3 separate regions of the Mus musculus genome follow, and regions 2 and 3 are each linked to region 1. Evidence: chromatin loops called from intact Hi-C (ENCODE). Cell type or tissue: heart. All regions are shown on one strand.

What was found. Hi-C counts contacts between places; a loop is a spot of excess contacts. Peaks named below come from ENCODE experiments on the same cell type or tissue, not always from the same donor. Only the 100,000 strongest peaks of a DNase experiment are listed, where the experiment ranks them.
Region 2: a loop joins it to region 1, with 2.2 times the contacts of the local background. A loop is called at or near these places in 4 of 42 quality-filtered maps.
Region 3: a loop joins it to region 1, with 1.8 times the contacts of the local background. A loop is called at or near these places in 4 of 42 quality-filtered maps.

Annotation. Positions count from the first base shown.
Region 1 is chr13:92,608,257-92,613,256 of GRCm38, reverse strand. Serinc5 (serine incorporator 5) reads right to left here and starts at 2,119. Exons shown (of 12, transcript NM_172588.2): 1 at 1,970-2,119. The coding sequence starts at 1,996. In heart, a CTCF peak has its summit at 2,483; DNase peaks (open chromatin) are centred at 2,246 and 3,306; H3K4me3 peaks cover 3,126 bases; H3K27ac peaks cover 2,744 bases.
Region 2 is chr13:92,669,803-92,674,802 of GRCm38, reverse strand. All of the region lies in intron 2 of Serinc5 (serine incorporator 5), which reads right to left. Among named protein-coding and RNA genes, the nearest start is that of Gm41018, 35 kb to the left of the region's middle. In heart, no CTCF peak of the experiment used is centred here; no DNase peak of the experiment used is centred here; H3K27ac peaks cover 19 bases.
Region 3 is chr13:92,701,070-92,706,069 of GRCm38, reverse strand. Serinc5 (serine incorporator 5) reads right to left here. Exons shown (of 12, transcript NM_172588.2): 9 at 4,327-4,393; 10 at 520-559. It overlaps Gm41018 (a long non-coding RNA gene), which reads left to right. Exons shown (of 4, transcript XR_003950693.1): 4 at 474-3,643. Among named protein-coding and RNA genes, the nearest start is that of Gm41018, 3.6 kb to the left of the region's middle. In heart, a CTCF peak has its summit at 2,450; a DNase peak (open chromatin) is centred at 2,689.

The DNA.
Region 1 (5,000 bases):
TCTCCATTAAATCTCCATTCTAGAGGCATTTTCTCAGACAAGCGTCTCACCCAACCTTCCCAAGGCTGTTTTACTACCCAGCCTTGTTCCGAGACTCCTGGAACTGGATCTATTGTTGTTTACACGCTTATGGGATGTCCTTACACTTGTGTACACACACAGATCATTGCCAGCAGAGATGTTTGGCTTCCTACAATATATCCTCCTCCTAGCATTTAGCAGGTGCTTGGAAAACAATATATGGATACAACTGAGAGACTCAGCTTCTGATGACAGTGTGAGGTTTGAGGGGTTCATTTTGTACTAGTGGCTGAATCCAGCTAAGTGCATGCTAGACAAGCATTCTAACATTTAGCTAAAGCTCACGCCCTCACATAGCGATATAAAACCATGGTGTGAGCGCTGCTCACTGCACTGAAACCTACCACAGTGAGACCTTCAGCAGCCCTGAGAAACAGAAGTTATGATTCTGTGGGGAATGGCCAGGACTTGGTTCTTTCCAAAGCCCTAAGAGGGGGATTTTAGAAACAAGTCATACATCCTGGCAAAATATCACTCATACCAATATTTTTTAAAACTCACTTAAGTACTAACAATAAATTCTCAGAACCTGAAGTCAAGCACCTGTCAGGAAAGATCTTCACGGGGCTTCCAAGAGAGAAGGGCTGATGGCCCCAAATACATGCAATTACTTACTATACAATGAAAAGGGTTGCATCAAATTGAAGAGTATCACAAAACAACCAGAAAAATGGACTTGGAGGTGCTGCTCAAAGAGCACTTGCCTAGAACTTACAGCACCAGCAAAGAGAGAGAGAGAGAGAGAGAGAGAGAGAGAGAGAGAGAGAATGAATATTTGCAATTTTCTGAAAACAATCTTTTCTGCCCCTCTTGGTCTAAAAAGCCTGAATGGGTCATATTCCTTCGTCCTTCCTTTCCAGACATTGAGGGGACGGGCATCATTTTACTCAAACCAAAAAGCCCCACTTTCCTCATTTCTGAAAAATGCCAGCTTGACATACAGGGCCACCTCTAAGAGGACAGGACTACTATAGGCCACTAAACCTGATGGGTCCAGAGACACAGCTTAACCCCCTACAGCACGTACAGCTGGCTCCCATTGTCCTGACGTTCAAAGTAAACAAGACCAGTCCTGCACCTGAATGCCCACCCACCGCGATCAGATTCGAGGTTTTGTTTTTGTTTTTTATAACCCCTTAAAACCTAACAAAAAGACAACATGGGAGAAAGACATCCAGATGGCTTTACCTAGTTCGCTGTTGTTTTTCTAACCCTGCAGGAAAAAAAAGGGAAATTAGCATTAAAGGGCTAAAACCTAATAATTCTCTCCAGTTAGGAGCCTCCTATGGCTTGGATATCGTGAATTTAACTGGCAAGATTACAAAACAGGTTCCAGCAAGATGAGTTGCAAAGAAGGGAGCGAAGGCTCGTGCCCAGTCAGGGTTGGGTAGGGTCCGGTCGGTAAACCCATAAAGCAGGGCTGAGCCTTCCCTGTGCCTAGACTTGTGTCCGGGAGTTTGCAAATCGGATATCCAGACGTTCTCGTGAATACAGAGCCCCATGTTCTAGACCTGGAGATGCCAAACGCGGCCGCCCTGCTCGGACTGACCAGTTGTGCTCGGAGTACAGAAACAGAGATCTTGTCCAACCCCACGTTTTTCCTGGATTTATCCCACAGGCAGTGCAGTGGCAGGAGAGCTACGGAACTCAGAGCCACTACTCGAGGCTTCGACCGGAGGTGACACGTCCTGGGAACCGATGGGATCCTCAGCTCCAGACCCGCTCGCCCTGCCAGCCCGGAATCCCGGAGGCCGAACACCGAGGTCGCTGGGGTTGCCTCTCGGGCTTCCCCGCGTCCCTTCCCGCCCACAGGGTTTCCAGAACTCGAGCTTGGCTCGCGTCGGTGTCCGCGATTCTGATAACCCGCGCGGCAGCCCGCCTCGCTCACCTGGCCAGCACAGCACCGGGCAGACATCACCGCGGCCGACGACCTCGCCTCGGGGACGCTGCCCGCTGGGCCCGTCACTCGGGCCCTCTCGGCTTGGTCCGCGAGCGCGCGACTGAAGAAGCTCGTCTTGCTTCCTATCCCCGAGCCCAGCAGCCCAGCTGAGAGCCCCGTACCCTGGCCCGAAAACAACCGCCGCCAAGCCCCGCCCCACAGGCTCCGCCCTAAGACCGCCCCGAGTGTAGGTTCCGCCCCATATCCTAGGCCCCGCCCCTTGAGCGGCCCGGCGGATGGCTATGGCCCCGCCCCTTTCCGGGCAGCACAGTGGGCTTCTTCCTCTCTGGCACTTCCGCCGGAGTTAGACCAAGGGAATGCAGTCTTTACAAGCTCTCGGGTTTTACTGACCCGCCGGGTTTCGCGGCGCTCCTCCGCCCCGGATCCAGTAAACTAGATCCGCTTGCCTTTGGTAGTTAAAACCGTAGCCCTAGAGGAAGACTCCCTCCCGAATGCCCTGCGCTGGTCCCTCCACGAGGGCGCCACTGGTATGGGACTGCGATCGCCTTACTCCTCAGGCATCTACCAGATCCACGTTCGGGAAACCCCTCTGTTCCCGCACCCCCTCAGATGCCAGGTCTCCCCAGGCGCCTAGCTGTTCCACCTGCTGTTCCCGCGGAACTCTGACCGAGAGTCGATCTGGGAACCTAGGTTGGGGTCCTAGTTGCCTCTCAGCTGACCCACGTTGAAAGGAGGATTCCAACATTTGCTTGTTGGATGCCAAGGGAGTGCCAAGTTTTGCTCTCTACCTGAATCTCTTCTCACGGTTACTTCAAATGTAAAACCATTTCTGTTAGTATGATTTTTACACCAATGCCTTTTTGGTTGGAAGAGTATTTCAGATAAACATTGCTGTACCCGTGTGAGGAAAGTGACAGCGGATAAGTAACTTGAATAGCTTGCCTAAAGCCTTGGGAAGTGAAAACGCCTAGCTGACAATCCTAGCCTAGCGTCTGATCCTCAGGCACAAAACCCAGGACTTGACCTTCCCTGGACAGAGCCTTTGCCTATAGTGTCTTGGGAACTTTAGGAGATAGAAACTAAAAAAAACTGTTTTTGATAATCCGTGCTTTAGTTATTACCAACGCTGAATCTTCTGGCGTCTTAGATCCAGGAGTTTAGAGTAACACACACAACCGAGCCCTACTTGGCGGTTAAGAAAAGTTATGAAGACAGTGGCTGTAACTAAAAATAAGAAGGTGTGGGAGGAGCAACCTGCTGGGTGGCAGCCTGTAACTCAGAGCCAGGACCTCCGCAGGGCTTCACAGCGAGCTCCATTGTTTGCTGCAGGGCGGTCACTAGACTTAGAACTTCAGCCCCTGGGGAAACCGGTCTGACACCAAGAGTTTGTCTTTGTGGGAACCGACCAAGAGGTGGGGGAGGGGGGTAAACTGTCCAAACCTTTGAGCTGGAACTTACCCACTCTTTTAGGAGACCCCTCACCCAGTGTCCCAGTGTCACTGGATTAGGATCAGAGACCTCGTAGTGGACTCCTGTTTTGCTTTTGTTTGTTTGCCAGCCCTATGCAAGCACTAGCTTGAGGGTTTCTGAGTACTGATGTCACTATCCTAGAGAGAGCATGCCTCTTAAAGACCTGGAGAGATAGGGCGTGGAACTCCTTTGTACAGAACTTCCCAGCATGCATGAGTTCCTTCCCCAACATGCCAAAAATAATAAATAGTTTGTGGACATGTCAAATGTACACTAAGATACCCCCCCCCAAAAAAAAAAAGTTAGCAAAAGCCTTAACTTCCAGAGTCAGGAAGTTGCAAATTCTTAGCTTCCCTAAGAACAGGCTGGATAACATGGCCTCTTTGAAGCTCTGGCTTAACCATCACTTGTATTCATGCGGGTGTTTAAATGAAATGAAAAAAAAAAGTGATTTGTGATTTTTGTCTTCTGGCCTCAGCCCCTTCAAGAGTTGTGCGGACTGTGGTGCAAACATGTGGCATGTCACGTACAGCCAGCTTTACTGTTTGTGCTTGAGGTAGGATGCTTGCCTGGTGTGCACTCAAGTTTTCTGAAGATGCTATGTGGTGCCTCTTTCTTAGCACAGTAGTGTTGAAGTCTGGCAGACTAGATGGACCTTCATGATTTTGCAAAGATGGAATATTGTAGATTGAAAAATCAAAGTTATCTTTGGCTTGTTGGACCCCAAATATGGGGACCCCCACTCTAGTCCAGGGACAGGAAGCACCCACGAACACAAGAATCCTCTCTTGTTGTAACACGCACGAGGTTTTATTGGCAGAGCTCTGGGCCGACACGTACCTCACACAGGAGGCAGGGGAGTCGATCCTGGGGCTCGGAAGCTAGGGGTTTTTAAAGAAGCAAAGGGTTAGGAGTATGAGGAATTTTGACAAAGGTACGGGATTGGTTCATTCAAACAATAACAGAAAGATTACAGGTCAGCAAGAAGGGGCATCAGGGCTTTGTTCCTGTGGGCTGGGAGCTTATCTTTGTTCACATAACAACCAGTTGATGTATGGCTTTACCTGGCACCAAGGGGTAATAGACAGAGGGGAGGTTATGGCCAGGTGGTGTTGACTCAGACAAGATAGCCCTGCTTGTCCTCGGATTGAGGGGAGGTTCCGGCCAGATGGTGTCAACCCAGATAATGTAGCCCTATTTGTCCTTGAATACCTTTTCATCTTTACAGCCAAGATGTTCTTAGGAATGCCTTAACAACAGCCCTGCCCTGGCATGCCTGGGGTCTGTTCTGCTTTGTTCTCAGTCCCAGGCCAGGCCGTGGGCTCTTAAACTCACAAGTTACAATATTTCATCTTCCCTCAGGCTGACTTTCGTCCTCTTACTAACCACTTTCTGCCCACCTCCAGTATCATACTATTAAGTAAAGCTTTTGTAATGTATTGCTTGTCAGAGCACTAGCTTCTAACCATAAGTGTAAGTGTTTTGAACACATCTGAAACCTGTAGCTACTTCCCCACTACTACTGTATCCCTCTCAGATAATAGCCTCA
Region 2 (5,000 bases), 62 kb before region 1:
GGGGAGGGATGTCCAATGCTCAAAAGCCTTAAGCAGCATTAACAGAGCCACTCACATCTGTTACATCTGTCCCATCTGTCCTAGAAGCACAGCCTGTAACAACCAAAAATAAAACCCACACTGATGAGAGCCAGCATGTCGATACATTAATTTTAGACTAGTGTGTTGACTGTAGAAAACTGTCCCACTGAACTGCGCCCATTATGATTTCCGTAGCCACGGGGAACAGGTTAAGGTCCTGTGGGGAGTCTCTCCCTCACCTCAGCTATCTATCCAGACATCCCCAGATGGAGTTCACAAGAGTAGGCCAACCAGTCTATTATCAGGGTTTCCTTCCATACACACTCTTGCCTCAAAACTAAGATCTTCCTGCCTCAGCCTGTCAGCCTCTCTACATGCGCCACAAAAGCCAGCTACCAAACTATTGGTTTCCCCTACCTGAGGTTCAGTGCCTTATGTTGTTATCCTAGAACACCTGAGTTTTTGGTACCTATGCTTAATGGTACCAAATGGATAAATCAATGAAAGCAGCAGATTTTAAGCAGTTTTTAAATAATGGGATCAGCAATTGGGCATCATGGTGCTTGTCTGTATTGAAGTACTCTAGAGGGTAAAAGACAGACAGACCACTTGAATTAAAAGCTAGCCTGAACTACAAAGGAAGTTCAGACAAGGCTAGTCTACACTACAAAATAAGATCTTAAAAGATCTTATCTCAAATATACTCTGTCCCTGTCTCTCTGTCTCTTTCTCTTCCTCTCTCCAATGAATCAAAACAAAAGAAAATGGAGCAGAGAATGTACTCAGCAGCTGGCAGTGCACACCTATCATCAAAGTGCCCAGCACTACAATGGCTAGGATAGAAGGTACTACTAGTTCTAGCACATCCTGAGCTATATAGCACATTCTGCTGCTATTCTGGACACAGGCCCTGTTACAAAACCCCACAATCCAAAAAGAATGTACTGAGATTGTAGTGTGGCCAAACAATATCCCTTATACTTTGTAAAAGGACCATCAAAATTAAACCACACCGATCTCACTTTATTTGCAGATATACAGTACACACCTGTAATACCAGCATTGACGAGGTAGAGACAGAAAGGAGTTCAAGGGCATCCCTAGCCATGTACTGAGCTGGAAGCCAGAATGAGCTGTATGAGATCCTTTCTCCAAAACAATGGGTGCCTAGAACTATGGGCAATCAATCTGAGTAATAGCTGCACAATTCCTATGATAAAATAAAACAATAGCAGCAGTGCACTGTAATAAAACAGCCAACATCAATACTCTTACCCTTGGGAGGCATGTAAAAGGGTCACTTGAGCTGAGTTTGATGGCACATTCCTAAAAATCTAAACATCTGGATGCTAAAGCAAAAGAATTACAGGTTTGAGGACAACCTAGGACACTTAGAGAGACCCTATCTTAAAAGAGAGGGGTGGAAAGAAGAGGAGGAGGAGAAGAAGGTGGAAGAAAAGAGGAAGAAGAGGAGAGAAGAGGTGAGGTTAGTTACAGCTTATTGGGAGAGTAACTGCCCAGCACATACAAGGCCCTGGGTTCAATCCCCAGTATCAACCAACAAATATGCAAACAAACAAAGGATTGCTTGAGTAAAAGTACTGATACCACAATAGCAGATCTGATGACCAAAACGTCCACTGAGTGACAGTTGGTGGGACAAAGGGATAATTCATGTCCTAAGCAGGATAGAGTAGGAGAGTGCTGCATAATTTAAAGCTTTGAATTATTTATTTCTGGAATTTTCCACGTAATATTTTTGGATTTCCATTGACCTTAGATAATGAAAACCACAGAAATAAGGCCCCATGGGGTTTGGATGGTACTGTGTTCCCAGCATCCATGAGCTTCCTCCCGTGACTCTGAGCCTAGTTCATCTTAGCTCCTTCTGTGCTGTGGTGTCTGCTCCTCTGGCTCCATTTTTATGGCAGGTAATAGCATTCATTCTAACTGTAAGCACCCGACTATTCCATTTATCTGGGAGTGTTTGGGGGCCAGTCATTTAACGGATGCTTTTGATGGTCAAAGTGAAAGGACTGAGAATAATTCACATTCTCACCTCATCACTTTCTCCCTACCATAGGCAGGACAATCTTTAAAAAGAGCCAGCTCACATCCGGGACCTTCCGAAGGGTTCTGTGCAAGGGATCTGACAGACAAGGACAGTGAACATTACCTACTGTACAGCTCCTGACAAGCTCGTGGTTTCTAGACAAGAGTCAATCTTAGCCCTTGATTCAGAGTCTAGCCAAAGCCTCTCATCATCGCTCAAAGCACTGCCTCAAGTACAAAACAATCTCCCAGCCTCATTCACTATATGGAGGGCAGGAGCAGCAGAGAGGAGCCAAGGCTGGGACTTGCAGGGATTGTTTGTTTCCGGCCTAGAAGACCTCGGATGAAAAATAACATTGTCCCCACCAAGCCATGCTGAGGAGGGATGGGACCAGGGAAAATAAGAAGTGGAACTCCCAGCCCAGGAGACCTCTGCAGCTCCTAGTGATCCACAGGAACTGGGGCTCCACACTACTGACCCACAAAGCATACTGACACGGAACTCAGCTGTTGTTCAAAAGAACTTTTGAAAGTTGTTTCACTCAGCTGGGTTAAAATAATAAACTTAAAATTTCTCCAGAATAAGAAAACAGGTAGCTGCTGAGAATGGGGAGTTTTGCCTGGGTCTAGAATTCAACTAAAACAACCTCTGGGCCCAGCACTTTGAACACTCAACCAACAGAGACCAAACTCAGTCAGAGAGCCAGACTTTTGCCCTTTAGCATGAATCCCTGCTGCTCTGCACCACAAACTGTGGTGTTTTGCATCAAAGTGATATATTTTTCACCAATGATGTTGTCTGTCTTTTGAAGATACACAAAACATAACCCAAGAGTAGGTTTCACTTTCCAGGCAAAACCAAATAAATCGTTTGTGGCTATTCTGTTTTCCTTCTTTGAGCCCAGCTTTTGGCTGAAGGATGGGAAGGAGGCAGGTGGGAAGGTGACCTTTCCAGAAGGAATCATTCCTTCCTGCTACTGTGCCCAGAGAACATTCAGGAGTCAAGGAAGGCTCTGCTTACTAAATGGATGTCACTATTACAAGAAGGCAGTTCCTAGACAGACTCCTCCTCTCTGCTCCTGTATCCAGTGTTTAGGAGACAGAGCAAGCTATGCTTGCTTTAGGCTAGGATGGTTATTTCTGTGATTATCTGGCCAACAAGCAAACCTAGTGATATGAACAGGAAACACTGGTCAAGCAACCAGGGACCCTGGGTTGTAACTAGTGTTTTAAGCCTTGGGCAAACCACTTCACTTCATGAGCTATGTCATCTGTTAGATGACTGGAGAGTTAAAATGACCACTTAGGGCTTTTCTGCTCTTCCCGTCTCCTTTATTCTTCTACCAACTGACTCAAATTATAACCTGTAAAAGACAACACTGTTTCTCAGTGTAACACTTAATAGGCCCAGCTGTTTACTGTCACCAATCACAGATGGGAGCTGCATCCTGGCTTTGCTTATTTCTTTAATTAAACACTTTAGCCTCAGACCTTAGTTCTCAGGATCCCCGTGACTAGGCCAGGAAGGTGAACTATGCACAAGGCTGACAATTATGTCATCATAGCCCTCTGAAAATAGGAGAAAAAGTAGCTTATCTGCCCATCTAGAGTCCTAAACATTGTATGGAAGCATTTCATGAACCACTCCACTCCAAGAACCACCAAAGGAGTGTAAAAAGTCATCAGAACTAACTAGGCAACTAGATGCTGCACTTAGCAAGACTTTCAAAGCCCAAGCAAAGCCGGGAGGAGGTGGCACATGCCTTTGATCCCAGAATTTGGGAGGCAGAGGCAGGTGTTTTTCTGAGTTCGAGGCCAGCCTGGTCTACAGAGTGAGTTCCAGGACAGCCAGGGCTATACAGAGAAACCCTGTCTCGACAAAACAAAACAAACAAACAAACAAACACCCAAGCACAGTAGCTTCGGTGGCTGACAGACAAGCCAATGAGTGACTCCAAGAATCTGGAACAGGATTGATGTGGGAGAAAGAGAAGTAGCAACAGTGCCCTCAGCTCACCCATGGGATCAATTGTCTAGATAAGGAAGGCTGTAGGCAGGAGCCTAGCCTAGCTAACTCATTCATGACTGAATAGAACGCACAGCACAGACTCAGTACCTCAATGCCCTGTCTGTGGAAAGTCTGTGATCAGTACTGGATATAAAAATGGGAAGGAGGAGGAAGACTCTGGCAATGTTCTAAGTGAAGGTACCCATGACAGCTATTCCCAGTTGTCAATTTGACTACATCTGGAATGAACTACAATCCAGAAATGAAGAGCACACCTGTGATCCAGATCTTGAGGCTGGAAGACAGATGCTTTTGATCCGGATCCTGCGGCATCGTGGCTGTGAAAAGCTTAGGCCCAGGCAAGGTGGTACATGCCTTTAATCCCAGGAGACTGAGACAAGCAGACCTGAGTTCAAGGCCAGCCTGGGACAGAGCAAGTTTCAAGAACTGTCTAGGTGTGCTCGTACACACCTTTAGTCTAGGCCATACCTTCTGCTGGAGGCCTACATAGGACACTGGAAGAAGGAAGGCGGTGGCACATACTTGCCAGCACATCTGCTGGAACCTATGTCTTCAAGACTTCAGCTTATACAGAAGACCAGCTGGGATACCCAGCCTCGTGGGATCGAACAACTACTACTAGATTTGTAGCATTTTCATTCACAGCCTCCCATTGTTGGGTTAGTTGGACTGCAGACTGTAAGTGATTCCAAAAAAGTCCCTTACTGTGTAGAGACATTTTTTTTTTCGAGACAGGGTTTCTCTGTGTAGCCCTGGCTGTCCTGGAACTCACTCTGTAGACCAGGCAGGCCTCGAACTCAGAAATCCGCCTGTCTCTGCCTCCCGAGTGCTGGGATTAAAGGCGTGAGCCACCAAGCCCGGCTCAGGGTAGCCTTTAAGGCACAGGTAGAGAGATCAC
Region 3 (5,000 bases), 93 kb before region 1:
CACATTTCAGTCCGAGTGTGCTGCTAGTAGAAAAAGCCACAAAGGCCACTTATAGCTCTGTTACCCCAGGAACTTGCTTGACTAGATGAGTTAGCAAATACGTTCCAGTGGGGCAGCAGAAAGAGAGCCCTCGAAGACATAAAGAATATTAGAAACTCAGTGGAGAGAGAGCAGCCCATAAACTTTCCCTTCTGTAAAGAAAAGCAAGCTGAAGAAAAGAAATGGCTCCCAAATGAGATGTAGGGACCTCTTGCATTTTCTTATCATCCCTTTAAAAAACATATACACGTTGTATTTTCTAACTCTCATTTACCTTAGATAAGAACCAAAGTGAGCAGTGGTTTTTCCCTGCCAGAATACCAATGAAACAGACAAACCCTGAGAGAGATGTGAGAAGTACATAGACAGTTAATCAGCTCTGGAACAAGCAGAGTTAGGCACCAAAGTAATACCTGAACGGCAAATGCCTACAGAGAGAAACCCCAGCCTGCAGGGCCACAGTCGGGCCCAGAACCGTACCTTCTCCATCTGGACCAAAGCAGAAACAGCACCGGGCCACCTGTGAGAACAAAAGCGACCAAGTCAAATGCTGCTTTCTACGTCCCTAGCACTGTATGCCGCCCGACTGGAAAAGCTTCTACCAGACGTACATGTTAGTGCAAGAGATTTGGCTATGTCTCTGTCCCCAGATACACTAGGTACAGCATCAGGGACAGCCCTCAAGAGTATGGGGATGTTCTAGCCAGGTCCCCTTCAAAGGACCTAGTGCTCACCCTAGCTAGCTATTGTGTGACTTCTGGAAGCAAATCCTTGTGAGCCAGCTCACTTAGGCACTGCTTTGGCTGCACAGCTGCCTTGTCCCATAGCAGGCCCTTCTGTGTATCCTCCATCAAATGACTGATCATGGAAGGCAGATAAAGGCCCAGCTAACAGGACATGTAGAACACTCTGAGGCACCACCTGTGCTTGGGAGCACGCCCTGGGCTTAGTCCAGCCTATAATGTCCTTTAACTTTAATTATACTGTGCCTAATTCTGTCTCCTTCCTCTCTCCTTTCTCTCTTCTGCATGTGCTGACCTCTAATAAATTACTAACTGAGACATTCTGTTTCAGTTCCTACCTCTGCACGACTTGGACTGAAACATGCAGCAAAAGAGACCATGCTCCTGCCTCACACTTCCTAGTGTGAGGCCTGCTACTCATCAATTCTGCCTCAGGGGCTGGGACTACGATCATGCTCACAACGGATGACAGTGAAATCAGGCAAATTAAACAGCAGCCAGAAGTCATAAACTAGCTTTAAGACAGAGCTGGGGGGGGGGGGGAGCAGGGGGCGCTGAAGAGATGGCTCAGTGGTTAAGAGCAGTGACTGCTCTTCTAAAGGTCCTGACTTCAAATCCCAGCAACCACATGGTGGCTCACAACCATCCGTAATGAGATCTGATGCCCTCTTCTGGAGTGTCTGAAGACAGCTACAGTGTGCTTACATATAATAAATAAATAAATAAATCTTAAAAAAAAAAAAGAGCTGGGACACATGCGGAACGAGACCTTGGGATTCGTGATTACTCAGGGCACTGAAGCTGACAAGCTGAACTGGGAATGGGATAAATCTGAAGGGCAGATTAGAGGCAGCTGGTGGGCGGGAATGGCTGCACCCCTGTCCTAACTCAGGAAGCAGAGGTAGAAGAATCCCAAGTTAATGGATGGTCCGAGCAGTGCAGTGAACTCAAGACTAGCCCGGGAGCCGCAGAGTTCAAAGCAGTCAGCCTGGGTTATGTAGTGAGATCCTTTCTTATAAATCAAACAAAATAAGCAATCAGGCTGCTGATCTGGCTGTGGATACAGAAGGCTGGAATTCTTGCTTCTTTAGTACATTTTGAATTTTATATCATAATTCCTACTTGTTCAAAACAGTAAGCTCAAAGAAAAAGAGACAAAATTATGAAAGTTTATTACATGATTGCAGGAAGACTGATAAACAGAATAAGAAAGAACGGAATGACTACACTTACCAAGACCATCTGAGAAGCAATGGTCTTTCCTATCTCTATGGAATAGGGCTTAGCTACAAAAATCCCAGAGAGCCAGAGCTGAGGGCCAGGAGAACACAGCCTTTCATCCCTCAAGTCCCGCTGGAGCTTTTGCTTCCTCCTGCTCCACAAGACTTGGATGCTGTGAGGCAGTCTACAGTTCAGAAGTCAGTGGGCCCACTCTATTCATTCCCGTTTCTTTTGAAGCTTAAGTTACCACAGAAAACATGAGCTTGGTCTTTCATAGGCAATGATGTGGGGGCACGAACCCACTTGCTTAGAAGCAAACAGTGGGCGGCTTCTCCCTCAAAGGAGAACAACTTTCTCTCTTAAATCTAACCTGGGGACTTGCTGCTGTTTGAGCTTGAAGGCTGTACACAAAGGAGACATTGAAACCATAATGCTCACACCCCCAGCAGGTGGCCACCCAGTCAATGGTAGGAACAAAGGCACAAAGAAGGCTTCTGCAGAGCATGCTCCTCTGTAACAGACAGCAGTAACCTATTCAAGCCAGCACAGTTTCCTCCTCTGCATTCTGAGGCTGGCAGGATAACAGGCCTTCATAATGGTGCACTATCTCTAGGCTAGGCACTGGAAAGGCATCCCAAATGGCCAGCTGCAGAGCCAAGTGCCCATCCATATCTGGAAAGACACCAGGGCTTGTCCGTCCAGTAAATGCTATTTGAATGGATCCAGTGGCCAGACGCCAGCAAAGTCAGCTGCAGGGACTGGGACAGGAGGGGCTGGGACAGCAGTGGTGCTCCCAGGCAATGCGCAGTCAAGAACACGTACCCAAGGGCCCATCCTGGGAAATGGGAATGCTCTTCCCTCTGTGAAATGCAAGGAACACTGCTTTTGTGAGGACGATGTGAAACTACACGGCTTTAGACAGTCAGCACCTGTAAGTGCTAAATGACTGAGCAGTCACTGCAGCCCCAGGTTCTGGGCAGCCTTGAGCTCACAGAGAGGTTTTCCTGCCTCTGCCTCCTAAGTGCTAGAATTAAAGGCGTGTGCCACCGCCACCCTGGCTGCCAAGTCTCATCTTAACTGTCCTGTATGGTTGAGTTTTCTGACTATGGTTCATGTTTCACCAAGAGCTCCAGAAAAAAAAAAGACTTCTACACAGGAAAGGGAAAACAGGAAATGTTTTGACAGTGAGCTAAACACTCCCTCAGACCTTGACATGGAGGTGAATGGCGTGATCTATACGCTTACAGTTCCTCACTGAATGACAAGTGTGTGCTGGAACTGACCCATAACTGAGGTGTCAGCGTTCCCGCTGTATGTGCAGTGTGTGCAGAACGTGCTCGGCTCTCTTCCTTGCCTGTGTCTTCCTCCAGAGCGCTGATACATAACCCCACAGCTACGCTGCACGTGGGGAATGCAGACGGGCGTCAAGCAGGTGTGTGGTTTAGAACTGACAGAAAACCTACGCCATTACAGCCAAAGAGACTAAACAAGGGGTGGCTGAACATGGTTCCCCGAGCTTTAGACTCGGGGTGGGTGCAGAGTGCCAAGCCAGTGGCAACACTGTTGACGAAAAATTGAGAGTTCTCTCATTTTAACACATAGGACAATAGTTCTTTTTGTATACAAAAATCTTATTCTTTCTTAGACAGAAAAACAGAACTATGAGTGCCAAAAAAAAAAAAAAAAATCAATACACTGCAAAGGAAAATTAGTCTTCTCACTGGGTATACAAGCCAGACTTATACTTATCTCCTGCCCAGGCCCACACCCAGGCAAAGATGACCAACACAAAACAAGCTCAATGGGGTTTGTGTAGCCGCCTCATCTGAGCATTTCCTGCCTTATTCAGCACGGCTCACGTGTTAGCCTTTCTGAGTCTGTGTTTGTATAGGCTTAGTATACATACGGGCACCACGGACATCTCCACAAGTGTCTAAGTGTTGCTTGTGTGTTTTCTCTTTCCTGTGTTTGCTTTGGATTTTTGTTTTAATTGGCCTGGTGGGTGTGTGTGTGTGTGTGTGTGTGTGTGTGTGTCTGTGTGTCTGTGTGTGTGTCTGTGTGTCTGTGTGTGTGTGTGAGAGAGAGAGAGAGAGAGAAGCATGGAGTTGGATTGGGTGGATAAAGGGTGTGGGGGGCGGGAAGAGAGAAGGGAGGAGACACCATGATTGGAATATTCTATATGAAAAACTTACTTTTAATTAAAAAAAAACAACAACAACAACAACAAAAACAAAAACAAAAACAAAAACCAAATGCACAAAAGGCTCTCCTGAGAACAGGGCCCTGAGCAGAAGCCGGAAGAGAAGGAAGGACGCGCACTTACTTCCAGCTCTGGCGCTCCGTATCGACTCTGCAGAGCATCCGAGCTCGACCTTGTTGTCGATGTCAAACTAGGAGAGAACAGAGTGCAAGAGCACAGGGAGAAGCTGTCATCTGAGTGGAGGGAAAGCGGCCTGTAAGGCTCCCCATGCCCTCAGCTCTGGGCGCCCCTCTCCCGCCCTGCCCGTTGACACTTGATGGAAGTGTCTCCATCTGTGGATTTATTTAACCTTGCATAACGGTGTCTAGGTGGGCAGGGGTGCGTCTGTTTTTCTCCCTTGCTCTTACTTCCTAAGTAATGATGTCTTATGTTATTTATACTGTATTTGCACTATATCAAACACACCATCTAGAGACAATTTAGCACATCTGGAGGATGTACGTAGAGCTTATGTAGAATTCTGCCTCTACCATTCGATATGTAAGCACTTGACGTGGTGTCGGTGGCAGGGTAGGATGGCATAGGGTAGGGGTGTAGGATCCTGGAGCCAGTCCCCTCACAGCAGGCACTGAAGGATGAACACAAGCTACTGTGATATTCCATTTGACAGCAAGCTTGATGGTGGATTCCACAACTATCTTTGTAAGCACACTGCTCTAGATCATTTTATCCAGACACAAGTTTGCAGATATTGTCAGTCTTTTCTCAACAAGGCTTCTTGCTGCTCCTCATGTTCT